Regions from separate parts of the Homo sapiens genome. Here region 1 is linked to region 2. The links are chromatin loops, found by intact Hi-C in ENCODE. Cell type or tissue: heart right ventricle. All regions are shown on one strand. Each heading gives the region's core, and the rest is flanking DNA. Links, peaks and the distances in the headings are about the cores only. Region 1 has its middle 25 kb from the start of LINC02079. Region 2 overlaps PLXDC1 (plexin domain containing 1).

Region 1 (7,497 bases), core at 1,271-6,270, 68 kb before region 2:
AATTGTATTTTTTTTAAAAAAAACTGCTTGGTCATTTGTATATTCTTTTATTATTAATTCCATTTGTCTGTCTTTCTTTTTCTTTTTCTTTTTTTTTTTTTGAGACAGAGTCTTGCTCTGTCACCCAGGCTGGAGTGCGGTGGCACCATCTGGGTTCACTGCAACCTCCGCAGTCCCGGGATTAAGCGATTCTCCTGCCTCAGCCTCCCGAGTAGCTGGAACTACAGGCATGCACCACCATGCCCAACTAATTTTTGTATTTTTAGTAGAGACAGGGTTTCACCATGTTGGCCAGGATGGTCTCCATCTCTTGACTTCGTGATCTGTCCACCTCGGCCTCCCAAAGTGTTGGGATTACAGGTGTGAGCCACCATGCCTGGCCTCATTTTTATTTCTTAAAAGCTCTAAAATAGTAATTTTATGTCATGTTTCTGATAATTTCTATATCTACAGTCTTTGTAGGTCTGATTCTGCTGTCTATATTTCTGCTTCTTTTGCTCATGGTGCCTAGTTTGTTTCGGTTTTGTGATTTTTGATTCTGTGGTTATTTTTATCAAAACTATATGTGGGAATTTTTTGAGGCCTGAGATAAAGGTGGGTTCTTCTAGAGAGAATTGCATATGCTTCTTCTAGCACTTTAGGTACTTAGGACCACTTTGTTTTATTTTATTTATTTATTTATTTATTTTTGAGGTGGAGTTTCACTCTTGTTACCCAGGCTGGAGTACAGTGGTGCCATCTTGGTTCACTGCAACCTCCGTTTTTTGGGTTTAAGTGATTCTCCTGCCTCAGCCTCCCGAGTAGCTGGAATTACAGGTGCCTGCCACCAAGCCCAGCTAATTTTTGTATTTTTAGTAGAGATGGGGTTTCATCATGTTGGCCAGGCTGGTCGCAAACTGCCGACCTCAGGTGATCCACTTGCCAGGTGATCCACTTGCCTTGGCCTCCCAAAGTGCTGAGATTATAGGCGTGAGCCACCACACCTGGCCCTTAGGACCACTTTAAATTAAAATCTCTGCTGGAGGCTTTTCAGACGATTCGACCCTGTGAAACTAAACTGCAAATTGTTAGGACTAGCTTTTATATCTTTTTCAGGAGTTCTTTTTCACTTTTTTTTTTTTTTTTGAGATGGAGTCTTGCTCTGTCACCCAGGCTGGAATGCAGTGGCGCAATCTTGGCTCACTGCAAGCTCCGCCTCCTGGGTTCACACCATTCTCCTGCCTCAGCCTCCGGAGTAGCTGGGACTACAGGCGCCTGCCACCACGCCTGGCTAATTTTTTGTATTTTTAGTAGAGATGGGGTTTCACTGTGTTAGCCAGGATGGTCTCGATCTCCCAACCTCGTGATCCACCCGCCTCAGCCTCCCAAAGTGCTGGGGTTACAGGCGTGAGCCACCACACCTGGCCCTTTTTCACTTTTATGTAGTACCAAGAACCAAGGCCATTTTGGCTATAGCCCCTTGTGGTCAGATGTATTTCTAGTTTAGCCTAATAGTAAGGGTATAGCTTTAGGGTCTCACCTGTGTGAGAGAATATGCAATTAGAATCTCCATCTTGGGCAGACCTTGAGTTCTGTCTTCTGTCCCTGGAGCTCCTTAAGGTCTTAAAAACTGAAAGCTACTGGTTTGGCAATTGCTCTGTTTATCTCTCTGGGTATCTGTTGTCACATGGTTTGGCTGAATATTCCTTACTTTCATTCATTTATTTAGAGGAAGATATTTTTAGTATTTGATCCAGAATTTTTAGTTGTTTTCAGCACGAGGATCAGTTAGGGCGCCTGGGTCAATTACACCATCTGAGGGGGACGTCTGGTTCCCCCTCACTTATTTTTCAATAATATCCTTAAAGTTTCTTTAGATAACTCTCAGGTCTATATGTGCATTGGTTCCAAAACCTTTGTACATAGCTTTATATTATTGTTTCCTTTCAATACCATGTCCTTTAAGTATGACACATACACAGTGAATTTTAGCATGTGAAACTGATATATTTGGCTGATGAAGAATTACATAATGTTAGGCAGAGAAAAAGATTTCAAGGGCAGCTGAGGTCTGCAATGTTCATGAAGTTTTGGATTTTTCTTTTTTGTGTGCCTCCTGTTTTCTCTTATGTTTTAAACTTTAATTTTGAAATACTCCTAAATAGCCCTGTTTATTTTCCTTGTTAACATTTCTGGTAAACAGAACAGTTTAATGTTTATCAAAGGAATGTTTTTAAGGACAGCATGATCACATTGGATAGTCTCCATTTTCAGCGAGTCTGGCTTTGAAGCACATAATAGAAACATTTTGAACATCTGATTCTCCACATTTCACCAGAGACTAGGCTTTATTTTCTGTGAATGCACCGATTATGGCAGCAAGAGTCAAGAAAACACAGCGAAGAGGAACTCAAACCTCTCCCCTTCCATTTCTCAGCTTGAAAGGGCTTTTCTTTTTCTCAGTTTTTTCTATTTCCTAAAGCCTTCTCTGACCAGCCTGGGGGAAGCCATCTCCCCTCCCCCTGAAAGCAAACGAGATGGTGCTCTTCTCACTCTCAGTACCATCCTCCCACAGGACCCCCTCAAGCTCTATGTCTTCTCCTACATCACTTTCTCTCTCCTGCCTCTCTGGCCTCTCCTCACCGCCTTTTCTTTTCTATTTTTGCCATTTTTAAAAAATTTTTTGAGACAGTCTTGCTCTGTCGCCCTGGCTGGAGTGCAGTGGTGTGATCTTGGCTTACTGCAACCTCTGCCTCCCGGGTTCAAGCTATTCTTGTGACTCAGCCACCTAAGTAGCTGGGATTACAGGAGCATGCCACAATGCCCAGCTAATTTTTGTATCTTAATTTTTATTTATTTAATTTGTTTGTTTATTTTGAGATGGAGTCTCGCTCTGTCGCTCAGGCTGGAGTGCAGTGGCACAATCTCAGCTCACTGCAGCCTCTGCCTCCTGGGTTCAAGCGATTCTCCTGCCTCAGCCTCCTGAGTAGCTGGGATTACAGCTGCCACCACGCCCAGCTAATTTGTGTACTTTTAGTAGATATGGGGTTTCACCATGTTGGCCAGGCTGGGCTTGAACTCCTAACCTCAAGTGATCCACCTGCCTCGGCCTCCCAAAATGCTGGGGTTACAGGTGTGAGCCACCACGACCAGCCTATTTTTACAATTTTTAAAAACGTCATTTTGTTTTTAAATAGTTTTAACATTTTTTACTATCTATTGTATATCAACTGGTCATATCACAACCTCCTTTTCACCTGCTTCTTTCTTCCTTTTTTTTTTTTCTTTGAGACAGGGTCTTGCTCTGCCACTCCAATTGGAGTGCAGTGGTGCAATCACAGTTCACTGCAGCCCCGACCTCCCAGGCTCAAACCATCTTCCAGCCTCAGCCTCCCGAGTAGCTGGGACTACAGGCACATGCCACCACACCTAGCTAATTTTATTTTTTGTAGGATGAGGTTTTGCCATCCTGCCCATGCTGGTCTCGAACTCCTGGGCTCAAGTGATCCTCCTGCCTTGGCCTCCCAAAGTGCTGGGATTATAGGTGTGAACCACCACACCTGGCTTCTTTCACCTTCTTCTTAAATGCCAGTGCTCCTCCAGGCTGTGTGAGAGGCCCTTTTCTCTTCTCCTTCCAAACACTCATCCCCACTGGTGGCTCATGTTGGTGACTTATGTTGATGACTCACAAAGATTATCTCTAGGTCGGCCTCCCCAGGAGCTCCAGACCTCTGTCTCCAAGTGGACACCTCCACCTGGATGTCCCATAGGCTTCTCAACTCAATGTGTCCTGAACTTATTTGCTACCCAACTCCCCATCCTCACTAATATCTGCTTTTCTTCCTGCTTCTGTTCAAGCCAGAACCTGGAAATCATCCTAGACCCTTCCTTTCCCTATTTCCTCATCTCATTCTTCCTCTAAGGCTGACCAGTTCTTTCTTCACAGACAGATAGTCATTATCTGTTCCATTACAAATGCCACTGCCCCTTCCAGGCCCTCCCCTTTTCTTGCCCAGGCCACTGTATTTGCATCTTAACTAGTCTCCCTGCCTCCCATAACATCCTCCTTGAATCCATCCTCTGCACTACCTCCAGGGGACCTCCAGAGTGAGTGTTCTAGAATGCAAATCTGATATCTTTCCCTTGATCAAAACGCCTCACTGGTTTAAAAGGAAGGAATTAGAATTCTTCAGGGTGGCTGCCATGTTCCTCCCACCCCCATCTTGGCACACTCCTCTCCTGTACCCAGCCACGCCTACCCTGTGTTCCAGCGGAGTGAATTGCTCACAGTTCCCAAAGGCCCCAGGCTCTTGCACACAAACCTCCTTTGCTGGGAGTGGACTTCCTCTTGCCGCCGCCCACTTAGCCGGGTCATTGCGGTTTTTCCTTCCAGGCTCAGCCCAAACATCGCCTCTTCTGGAAAGCCTCCCTTGAATCCCACTCCTCTCCCTTCCCCGGTCTGAAAAAGTGTCCTCCTCTGTGCACATTATGTTTTGGGGCATTTTTGCCAGTAGAAGGAAGCTCAGTCTCCTGGGCTTTGAGCTCCTTGAGGGCAGGAGCCTCTATCGGTCCCTTCTGGGCTCTCAGGCACCTCACACGGTGCTGACACAACAGGTGCTTGACCCCAAGTTCTTCTGTTGATGAGCGAGGTGATCTTGGGTAAATCATTTAACCTCCTTACATTTTAGTAGAGATAAATGTACTCTACCTCCCACCGGATTAAATAAGATAGAGTGTATAAAAATACTTTGGAGATTGCATTTCATTGCTTTTCAAATGTGAGGACTTCTTATTACCATGGATGTGCAACTTCAATTAGTGTGCTTTAGAAAAATGTACTCTGTTCATTTCCCCCTCCTTCTCCGGGGCCTTCTCCGCTCCACCAAATGCCCTCTGCCTCCTTCCTTTCCCATCTGGCTGTTTTCTTCTTTTCCACCTACAAATCCATTCTCAGCTCACCCATTCTAAAAACAAGTCTTCCTCCCATCCCTCCTCCCCCTCGAGCCACAGTCCTTCCTTTCTTCCCCCCATTGCTGCCAAAGCCCTTCAAAGAGTGTTTTACTGGCGGCTTCCGGATCTCACCACCCACTTCTTTCTTAATCGGCACAATCTGGATCCGCCCTCAGCACGTCACAGTCCGTGGATCCTCTGAGAACTCCTGTGACCTCCTATTGCTGCTGGATTGCAGGCTCTTCTCGGGCTTGATCTTGGAAGCATCTGGCCCTGCTGAAACCCTCCTCCTTGGCGATAGGGATCCTGAACTTTCCCCATTTTCCTTTTCTCTCTCCAACAGTTGCTTGTTCTCTTCCCGTAAGTGTTGGCATCCTCGAGACTCTTGCCCTTTGGCCTCTTGTTTTCTCTCCTTCCTGCTTCGTGATCTCACCCACTCCCAGGACTGCCATCAGGCCCTCTTTGCAGATGTCTTCCCAGACTGCCGTTTAGCACTGAGCTCCTTTCTGAGCTGTCGGTCCATGTATCCAGCTGCTGGCTAGACAGCTACATTTGATGGTCCTGCTGGCACCTGAAACTCAAAATGTCCAAAATGAAAATCATCCATGGCTGGGCACCACGGCTCACGCCTGTAATCCCAGCACTTTGGGAGGCTGAGGCAGGCGGATCACTTGGGGCCAGGAGTTCACGACCAGCCTGGCCAACATGGTGAAACCTCATCTCTACTAAAAATACAAAAAAATTAGCTGGGCGTGGTGATGCATGCCTGTAGTCCCAGCTACTCGGGAGGCTGAGGCACAAGAATTCCTTGAACCCAAGAGGCGGAGGCTGCAATGAGCCAAGATCATGCCACTGCACTCCAGCCTGGGCAACAGAGTGAGACTCCATCTCAAAAAAAAAAAAAAAAAAAAAGGAAAATCATCCTCATACTGCTTTTCCCACCGAACCACTTCAGTTCCCGTTTGTCTTATTTCTATTAATGGTGCCCTCATTCTCCCGATCGTCTAGAAATTCCTCACTCTTGCTTTCCTCCCACATCAAGTCACTTGCCAAGTCCTATAGATCCTCTTACAGAAGTATCTGTGGTTTCCCCACCTTCGTGTTTGGAGTGCCCTCCAGAAAGGCCTTCATTACCTCTATCTAAACCATCTCCATAGCCTTACAGGTTTGGCTTTCATAATTTTTTTTCTACTTCCTTCCCTTCCCCCTCCCTCCTCCCTCCTTGTCTCTCTCTCCCTTCCTTTTCTGTCTTTCTCTCTCCTTTTCAATAAATATTTATTGAGCACCTACTATGTGCCAGGCACTGGAAAAATAAAAAGTTAATGCAGTGCAGTCCCATTCCCAAGATTTTGAAAGCCAGCAGAGCACTTATTTCAAGAGCCCTGCATTCCGGTGGGGGCCCTGCAGAAGTAAGCCACAATCACAATAGGGTGTAATTGCACTTAGGGCCTTCCAGCTGGTCTCCTGGCCCCCATTTCTTCCTCCTTCCCAATCCATGGTGTTATTAATTTGTGTTAGATTAATATTCCTCAGGTCTTGTGACAATTCCGCCAGTCCCCTTCATTGGCTGTCCATTGCTATGTCTAAGTCCTCAGTACATTTTTATGAGTTTTTAAAAATTTCCCCATCCTGCTTCTCTACATGCGTCTCCAGGGTTCTCCTCTCCTGCTCTCCACCACCCATCGTTTACTGGGAATTCTCTGAAAATGCATTGTTCCTGCCCCTGTGCCTTTCTTCTTATAATTCCCTCCTCCATCACTCTGGCTGTAAAAATTCTAATTATCGCCAGGTGCGGTGGCTCACGCCTGTAATCCTAGCACTTTGGGAGGCCGAGGTAGGCGGATCACTTGAGGTCAGGAGTTTGAGACCAGTCTGACCAACATGGTGAAACCTCATCTCTACTAAAAATACAAAAAGTAGCTGGGCGTTGTGGCGCAAGCCTGTAATCCCGCTACTCGGTAGGCTGAGGCAGGAGAATGGCTTGAACCTGAGGGGCGGAGGTTGCAGTGAGCCAAGACTGCACCACTGCACTCCAGCCTGGGTGACAGTGAGACTCCAACTCAAAAAAAAAAAAAAAAGTCCTAACCATGGGTCTATTTTGAGCCGTGACTCCAGCAGGTATAACTCTTCCCTCCAGCAGTGCTTCCAACCCCCTCGTCATTCTCACTGTGGCACAAAACGAATGATTCAACCAGCAAACCATCTGCTAGAGTCACAGAGAGCTGCAGCAACCCCCAGCTTTGTGGGGTTAACAAGCAAACCCTGAGAGCCATCTCCACCAGCAACAAGGGTCCCGTGTTAGGGGCAGACGTCCCTGAGCAGTCAGGGGAAACCTTGCACTTATCCAAGAGCACAAATAGGACCAAAGCCCCCAACACGCCATAAGGGCCATCAGCAGCATCATCGCGAGGAGGGACTGCAGAGTAGAACCCATCGTGTGGCCTCTAGAGTCCATAGTACATGGCTGGGTAGAGCAAACTGCTCACAGTTCTGGGGCACATTCTACATCTCACATGCCACCAGCTCCTCCCCTATGCTTTCCTGATTTTCTCATCACACGTTGATGCT
Region 2 (7,497 bases), core at 1,027-6,026:
AGCAAAGCCTAAAAATGCAGTTTCCCCCTTGAGTTCTTTTCTCTCCTCTTATTTGACTTCCCTCCCATGATAACATGCCCCAAGGGCTGAGAGCCACTATACTGTGTTTAACAGATGGAGAGAATACCTTCTTTAGGCTTTCAGAGCTACAGAAGCTGGGGCTAAAATGCCAACTCTATAGCCATGAGGATCTGCTTTCTTTTTTTTTTTTTGAGACGGAGTCTCGCTCTGTCACCCAGGCTGGAGTGCAGTGGCACTATCTGAGCTCACTGCAACCTCTGCCTCCCAGGTTCAAGTGATTCTCGTGTCTCAGCTTCCTGAGTAGCTGGGATACAGGCAAGCGTCACCACACCCAGCTAATTTTTTGTATTTTTAGTAGAGACATTTTAATTATGTTGGCCAGGCTGGTCTCAAACTTCTGACTTCAGGTGATCCGCCTGCCTCAGCCTCCCAAAGTGCTGGGATTACAGGCGTGAGCCACTGCACCTGGCCAAGGACCAGCTTGTGAGTCTAGGGAACCTGGAATGCAGCAGCCCCAATCTTGACTTTAGTTAACCTGTGTCATATGCAGGGGCTTTAAAGGTGGCCAGGAGCAGGGCATCTGGCTATCTGGCTATCTCCAGGTAGTGGGTCGGGGAGGCTCTGAGACTGCTACAGAGCAGACCATTGACAGCCTGTAACTGAGTCCAAATTCATTCTGCTTGCTGCGTCATAGCCAATACGTTGAGAGACAAGGAGTTGGAGCAAGGAAAGGGACTTTATTTCGGAGAGCCAGCAAACCAAGAAGATGGTGGACTAATGTCCTAAAGAACCGTCTTAAAATTATGCGGGCTTTGCCTTGTCTTTTATGTTTAGGTCGGGGGAAAGGAAGGGGCTGACAACCGCAGACATCTGGACACCAGCAAGGGTCCAGGGGAGGTTTGCAGAACTTCTTTGTCCTTGGCTAACAGTCTGTCATGTGACAATAGCCAAACCTCCTCATTCCTATAAATCTTTAACAAAAACAGTTAGCTGTTTACATGCTTCCCCTTTAATCCCAGAGTTAGTTTTGCAAACGGCATGATTCCTGTTTTTGCGTTTTATGTCAGTGCTCTAAAGTTATCCTAGCCTAGGTGCAGGAATAGGTAAAGGCCCCTTAAACAAAAATGGAGTTAGTTATGTTAGTTCTTCTGCTGTTTCATGGTTACAAGACACAGAAGAGAACCCTTGCATCAAAACAGGATGAGATTAGGTTGTTGTTCCTATAAAAAATCCATGTGGTTGTTTTTTGGCCCCCTCTTCAATATTCGGGGTGTGCTGACGAAGCGAGCAGCAGCTCTGGAGCCATAAACCACCATCTCATCTCAGCCCAGGGCATGCTGGGAGAGGCCAGGAAAAGTCACTTCTCTTCTTTGCTTTAACTGTCTTTTCTGTGGCCTCAAAGTCTTCAAAGGGGAGACTTGGTGTTCTCAGCACTGCTCAGCCTCCATGAAGCCCTCCTTCTCATGGCCCGAGGGCTCCACCTCCGCATAGGTGGAATGGTCAGGGTGGCTGCGAAACTTCATGGCTGGCCAGTGGTGAGGTCTACGCTGCAGAAGGCACAGAGGCAAAGTCAGTGGGCATGCCCCCGCCCCCATGGGGACCCCACACTCCTGAGCGACAGAGCCAACCAAGACTGTCTCTTATAAGGGCCCTGGGGCACTTGGGCCTACCAGGAGCCACACAACTGACCTTCAGGGACCCTCTCCCTAAAATGTTCCGTGCTGTGATCCCCCAACCACTGGGAAACCTGCCGAAAGCTAGAGTGTGGAAGGAGGACACTTTATCCTTCACTGTGTGGTCTGCAGAACTCACAGCTGAAAGGTTCAGCAATACACCAAGTGGAGACCTAGGACTGCAATGTGAGGGAGTGGCTCAGAGATGGCTGGCATGATGCTTGAGGCTCTGAAAATGCCAAGATAACCCTCCAAGGTAGCACAGGATCCACATCAGAGTCAACAGGGGGCTTATTAAAATGCAGATTCTGGCCTGTGCAGTGGCTTATGCCTGTAATCCCAGCACTTTGGGAGGCCAAGATGGGCAGATCACTTGAGGCCAGGAGTTCAAGACCAGCCTGGCCAACATGGTGAAACACTGTCTCCACTAAAAATACAAAAATTAGCTGAGTGTGGTGGCACGTGCCTGTAGTCGCAACTACTCAGAAGGTTGAGGCACCAGAATTGCTTGAACCCAGGAGGCGGAGGCTGCAGTAAGCCAAGATTGTGCCACTGTACTCCAGCCTAGGCGACAGAGTGAGACTGTCTCGAAATAAATAAAATGCAGATTCCTGGGCCTGCCTTAGACCTGCCCTATCAGAATCCCTGTGGCCCAGGGATCTGCAGTTCCCAGGTGTTACCCAGGTAGGCTAAGACTTCAGAATGACTAAGCCTCCTAAGAAACTGGGGGAATGACCTAGGCCTGTGGGTTAATGAGGCTGGTGGGCTTGTGACCCACGTGGAAGAAACTAGGGTCACAGAGGCACCACTGCTGCACTCTGTGGGGAACTCGTAAGAAGCCAGAAGTGGAGGACTGGGGGCAGGAGCTGCTGAGCTCTGCAGCCCCGAGTGAAGGGGGCTGAGCCTCACATCCCATGCTGCCCCTCAGGCTGGCTCTTCAGAATTGAGACATTCAAAACTTAGTATCCTCAATTAAAGCTCCCAGAGGGCAGCTCTTATCATTATTTGGCTTGTCTATTTTATTTTTATTTCTATTTTAGAGATGGGGTCTCCTCTATTGCCCAGGTTGGAGTGCAGTGGTATGGTCAGGGCTCACTGCAGCCTCAAACCACTGGGCTCAAGGGATCCTCCCACCTCAGCTTCCCAAGCGGCTGGGACCACAGGTACGTGCCACCACGCTGGGCTAATTTTTTAAATTTTTGTAGAGACGGGGTCTCACTCTGTTGCCCAGGCTAGTCTCAAACTCCTGTGCTCAAGTAATCTTGCCTTGGTTTCTCAAAGTGCTAGGATCTTAGGAAGGAGCCACTGCACCTGCCCCTCAATTTTAGCCTTAAAAGCAGGTATCAGTAGGCAAAAGAGGCAGAGACCCTGGTTCCCTCATGGCTTTGAGTAAGTACTGAGCCTGGCATTTGGGCATGAGAGACCATAAATCACTGGAGATAGGCTGCACAGCCACTAGATGAGCACTATGTGGCACTGTGGCCTTCTTTCTTTCCTCTGGGGATTTTTTCTGATTTCACAAATGGGGGAACAAAAGCAGAGGGGCTGTTCCACAGGACAGGAGGGCCGAGGGAGTTCTGAGGTGCTGATTTATCAGGGTGCAGGACTTAACGGGCGCCAGCCATCTCGAAATGTGCCAGGATGGGGTGGATGAAGTTTTCTCAGGTATGTGGCAGGGGAGAGGGAGAAGGGGAGAGGCAGGGACCGAATGGCCCAGGAGACGCCGACGCAGAAGCAGACAGGAGCCCTGTGGCCACAGATGACACGGACCTCGATGAAGAAGAGCGCAGCATTGGATGTGGGGTGGCCATTGATGTAAATTCCAGCCAGGATGATGGCCGCCACGAGGAGGACTGCCAGCACGATGCCCACGATGGTGCCCAGGTGCACAGGAGTGCCCTTTGTCTTGGGGGACAGGTTGTTCTGAAGGCCTGTGGAGAGATCATTAGGGCAGACAGGGGCTGCAGGGGAGCAGGGAAGGTCGAACCATGGGGTCTTGGGTTCTAACAAAGTCTCAGAGATGAAAGCCGACAGAGCCTTTGGGTCCACTTATCCAATACAGGAAGAGGTTGGGTGGGAGTTGGAATCATTATGAGTAAGGCATTCATGTTCTTGACACCATCTGGGTAGTTTTCCAAAATCATGTAAAAGTTGCCCCAAATGTCTAATAAGGATCATAAGAGAAGTTCTCTCTGATATCTGTGCCACTACATAAGTGCTATTAAGGAATTCACAAAGGGCATCGGAGGGTTAAGAGTTTGGGATCTGAAATCTGGCTGCCTGGGTTGAAATCTATGCTCTGCCACTTACTAGCTGTGTGACCTTGTGCAAATTATCTAACCTCTCTGTGTCTTCATTATCATTTCTTTTGAACAAGGATAATAACACCCACCTAATAGGGTTATTGTGAAGGTTAAAATTAGATGATCCATGTCAAGCACTGAGGACCATGTCTCCCATTTTGGATGACTTCAATAAGTATTAGCTATTATGATGGCAAATGACCATAGTTTTTCCTATCACTGTCCACTCCCAGATTGTGACCTCTTGCAGGGCAAGGATGATGTCTTATTCAACTCTGTGTCCTCAGCTCTTAGAAAAACTGGCAGGGGCTGGCCGCAGTGGCTCACCCCTGTAATCCCAGCACTTTAGGAGGCCGAGGCAGGCAGGTCACCTGAGGTCAGGATTTCAAGACCAGCCTGGCCAACATGGTGAAACCTTGTCTCTACTAAAAATACAAAAATTAGCCAGGCATGGTGGCACGCGCCTGTAGTCCCAGCTACTCAGGAGGCTGAGGCAGGAGAATAGCTTGAACCTAGGAGGCGGAGGTTGCAGTGAGCCGAGATCGCACCACTGCACTCCAGCATGGGCGATAGAGTGAGACTCCGTCTCAAACAAAACAAAACAACAAAACTGGCAGGCCCGTCAGAGAAGCTCAAAGAAAGTCTATGGGATGATCTAGGTCCTCTGGAAGCTAATAAGCCAACAGTCACCCTCTGAGAACATCCTAGGCACTTGAAATACGTCCCGGGGGAGAGAGTATTTTCCACAGAGCTGGAAGCTCAACCCCTTTTGTGCATGACTGAGGTAATGGAAATAACAGAGAGGTTAAGTGATTTCCCCACAGACACACAAATTCAGTGCCCACCACTAAAAAACCTAGTTCCCTGACACTACCTTGGGTGGCTATTTGCCTCTTCACCCTATCCTAAAAGAGATAATGAGGTAGAGAAGACAGATGAGCAGGTTGGCAACAAAAATGTTGCATTCTTCCTACATAGCTAGTGGGTGGGTTGGGAGGGAACTAGGGGTGGCAAGTTTTAATGGGATGTTGCATGCACTCAGAACCATTGTCTTCCCCATCCCCTTTGCTCTGCTCTGCACTCTGTAAGCAGAGGACACCCAGGAGAGAAACTATCCTGGGGCACTCCAGGGCATGGCTAGGGCCTCTGTCTGCCAACAGGTGGGAGGACTGAGGTGAAATGCCCCAGGTGAGCCTCCCCTGACCTGGATGGCAATCAGCCCGCAGCCTGCAGTGGCTCTGATGATTTGATGATGAAGGCTTCTGCTGATGAGCACATGGTGCACAGCGAGGGGATTATGGCCCAGCCACCCCCACAACACACACACACACCCACTGCCTATGGAGGAGCAATGGCTCCACCTCTGCTGGGGGACACCATCACACTGTGCTGCATTAATAATCTTTCCTCTCCTGCTGGAAGCCCTGATGACAATCTCCAGCCCCCGGAGCTGGAAGGCACTTTCATCTCTACTCTTGCACAGGTTGCCGCAAAGGCCTGAGCTGGCTCTGGGCAAAGGGCAGGGGAGGTGGGGGCAGCTCCCACCCTCAGAAAGGAGATTATCCTTCTAGGTAATCCTAGGAGGCTGCAGGGAGTCCCACCTTCTGGCATCCTGCAAAAATTGTAGCGGACAATTTTATGTCCTCTGCCAGCCTGAGTGAGGAAAGAGAAGCTGCTCTCCACCCCTTGCTGACTATGAGCCCATGGGGATCAGAGGGGATGGCCACAGGCCCCACCTATACCTGCCCTGGCTCAGTCCTTCCCCTCCTCCCACTCCTTTCTGGGCAGTGAATATTCAAGGACAGAGAGCCAGGAGAAGAACCACAGGAGGTTCAGGGCTGAGATGAGAAATGTCTAGGGTAGACATGTTCCTTCGATCTAGGGCACCTGTGCCCAGAAGCCCCCCTGCCTCCCCACCCAGCAGGAGGTCTGGGATGCTCAGGCTGCCGTTGCTCCCTCTCCGCACTCATAAAAATAGCCCAGGCGACTGCTGCACCCTCTTCTGGGGTGGGTCCAAGAGGCGCTGGGTCTGACGCTGAGGGCAGGCAGTTCTGTACTCACCGTCTCCTCCTGCATAGGGATTCAACTTGGTGTCATCTTCAAAGAGAGAAGACAGAAGGAGCAAGATTAGTGGAATCATTACAGCCTTTGTCACTCTGAGTCCAGATGGGATGAAAGTTCAGCCCAAACTTTCATTTTAGAGGTAAGGAAACTGAGGCTCAGAGAGGGGAGGAGACTTGCTCAAGTCACACAGCAGTTGAGTGTAGCTGGAGGCTGGGGAGTAAATGAGCGGGGACTGGTGAGAGATGAGGCTGGGAGTGGAGGGCCGGCTGCCTGGAGAGCAATAGGAGGCCATGCACGTTCTTCTGTGGGGCGACAGAGAGATGTGTAAGGGTTTGAAGAGGGGCTTTATGTGTCACAAGGTCAGATCAGCCTGGAGACTCCCTGGGGCTGCAGTGTGCAGGAGAGAGTCCCAACCCACTTTCTGTCTATACCTCGAGGCCTGTAGCCTGTGGCTTTCTAAGTAAGTTTCAAGGGTCCACCCTTCCTGTGGTTCCTTCCCATGCAGATTTTTATGGGGAAAGAAAAGCAAGAGTTCCATGTCAGGAGAATGCTGTAAATGACTGAAGATTCTTGCCCTAAGCACCTGAACTTTATTTATTTATTTATGTATTTTAGAGAGAGGGTCTTGCTCCGTCACACAGGCTGGAGTGCAGTGGTACAATCACAGTTCACTACAGCCCCGACCTCCTGAACTCAAGTGATCCTCCCACCTCAGCCTCCCGAGTAGCTGCGTCTGGCTAATTAAAAAAGATTTTTTTGAGATGAGGTCTCACTGTGTTGCCCAGGCTGGTCTCCAACTCGTGGGCTCAAGCAATCTTCTTACCTCAGCCTCTCAGAGCACTGGGATTACAGGCGAGAGCCACCTCACCTGGCCTAACAAGGTATTTAAACACAACTTTGAATCTATTTCGTTACTGCAAATTGAAAACAATGAATTGATTCATCAAAACTAAGCAAAGGAACTTAAATATCACTGGGCAAATTAACTTGATTTGAATCAACTTGTTGCAAATCTAGACCATTGAAGATCAATTATGGCTCAGTCTGCACCTACCACTGGTAGACAAAAGGACACAGTGCCGCCCACTGCCAGTCCCTCCCAGAGTGACTGAAGGTGGCCACACTGTGCCCACGCAGCCTCTCTCCCACTCACCAAGGGCTGGTTCCCAGCTGCCATCTTGCTGGGGCTCCATGTAATGCACATTGGCTCCTGAGTTAGTGGATCACATGAGAACTCACACAGGAAGAAATGCATGCAATGTTGATCAAATGAGTGGTCATTTTCTGTTGTTAGTTGTCACTTCTTGTGGCTATCAAGGTGTTCTGTTCTGTTGCTTATAAGATAAGCCCTTCTGCACACAGTTGTTCTGGGTGAGTGCCTGTCTCTCTTTGCAATCAAATGCATGGGCTTTGTGACAGCTACTTGCCACTCAGAG

What was found. Hi-C counts contacts between places; a loop is a spot of excess contacts. Peaks named below come from ENCODE experiments on the same cell type or tissue, not always from the same donor. Only the 100,000 strongest peaks of a DNase experiment are listed, where the experiment ranks them.
Region 1: a loop joins it to region 2, with 1.8 times the contacts of the local background. A loop is called at or near these places in 17 of 110 quality-filtered maps.

What each region holds. Positions count from the first base shown.
Region 1 is chr17:38,998,220-39,005,716 of GRCh38, forward strand. No RefSeq gene overlaps it. Among named protein-coding and RNA genes, the nearest start is that of LINC02079, 25 kb to the right of the region's middle. In heart right ventricle, for the core only: a CTCF peak has its summit at 4,129; DNase peaks (open chromatin) are centred at 4,292 and 5,092; H3K4me3 peaks cover 1,651 bases; H3K27ac peaks cover 4,967 bases.
Region 2 is chr17:39,066,392-39,073,888 of GRCh38, forward strand. PLXDC1 (plexin domain containing 1) reads right to left here. Exons shown (of 14, transcript NM_020405.5): 12 at 6,059-6,094; 13 at 3,465-3,625; 14 at 1-1,568. The coding sequence ends at 1,449. It also overlaps the pseudogene RDM1P5. Among named protein-coding and RNA genes, the nearest start is that of LINC02079, 43 kb to the left of the region's middle. RefSeq lists an enhancer at 5,583-6,371. In heart right ventricle, for the core only: a CTCF peak has its summit at 3,168; no DNase peak of the experiment used is centred there; H3K27ac peaks cover 1,095 bases.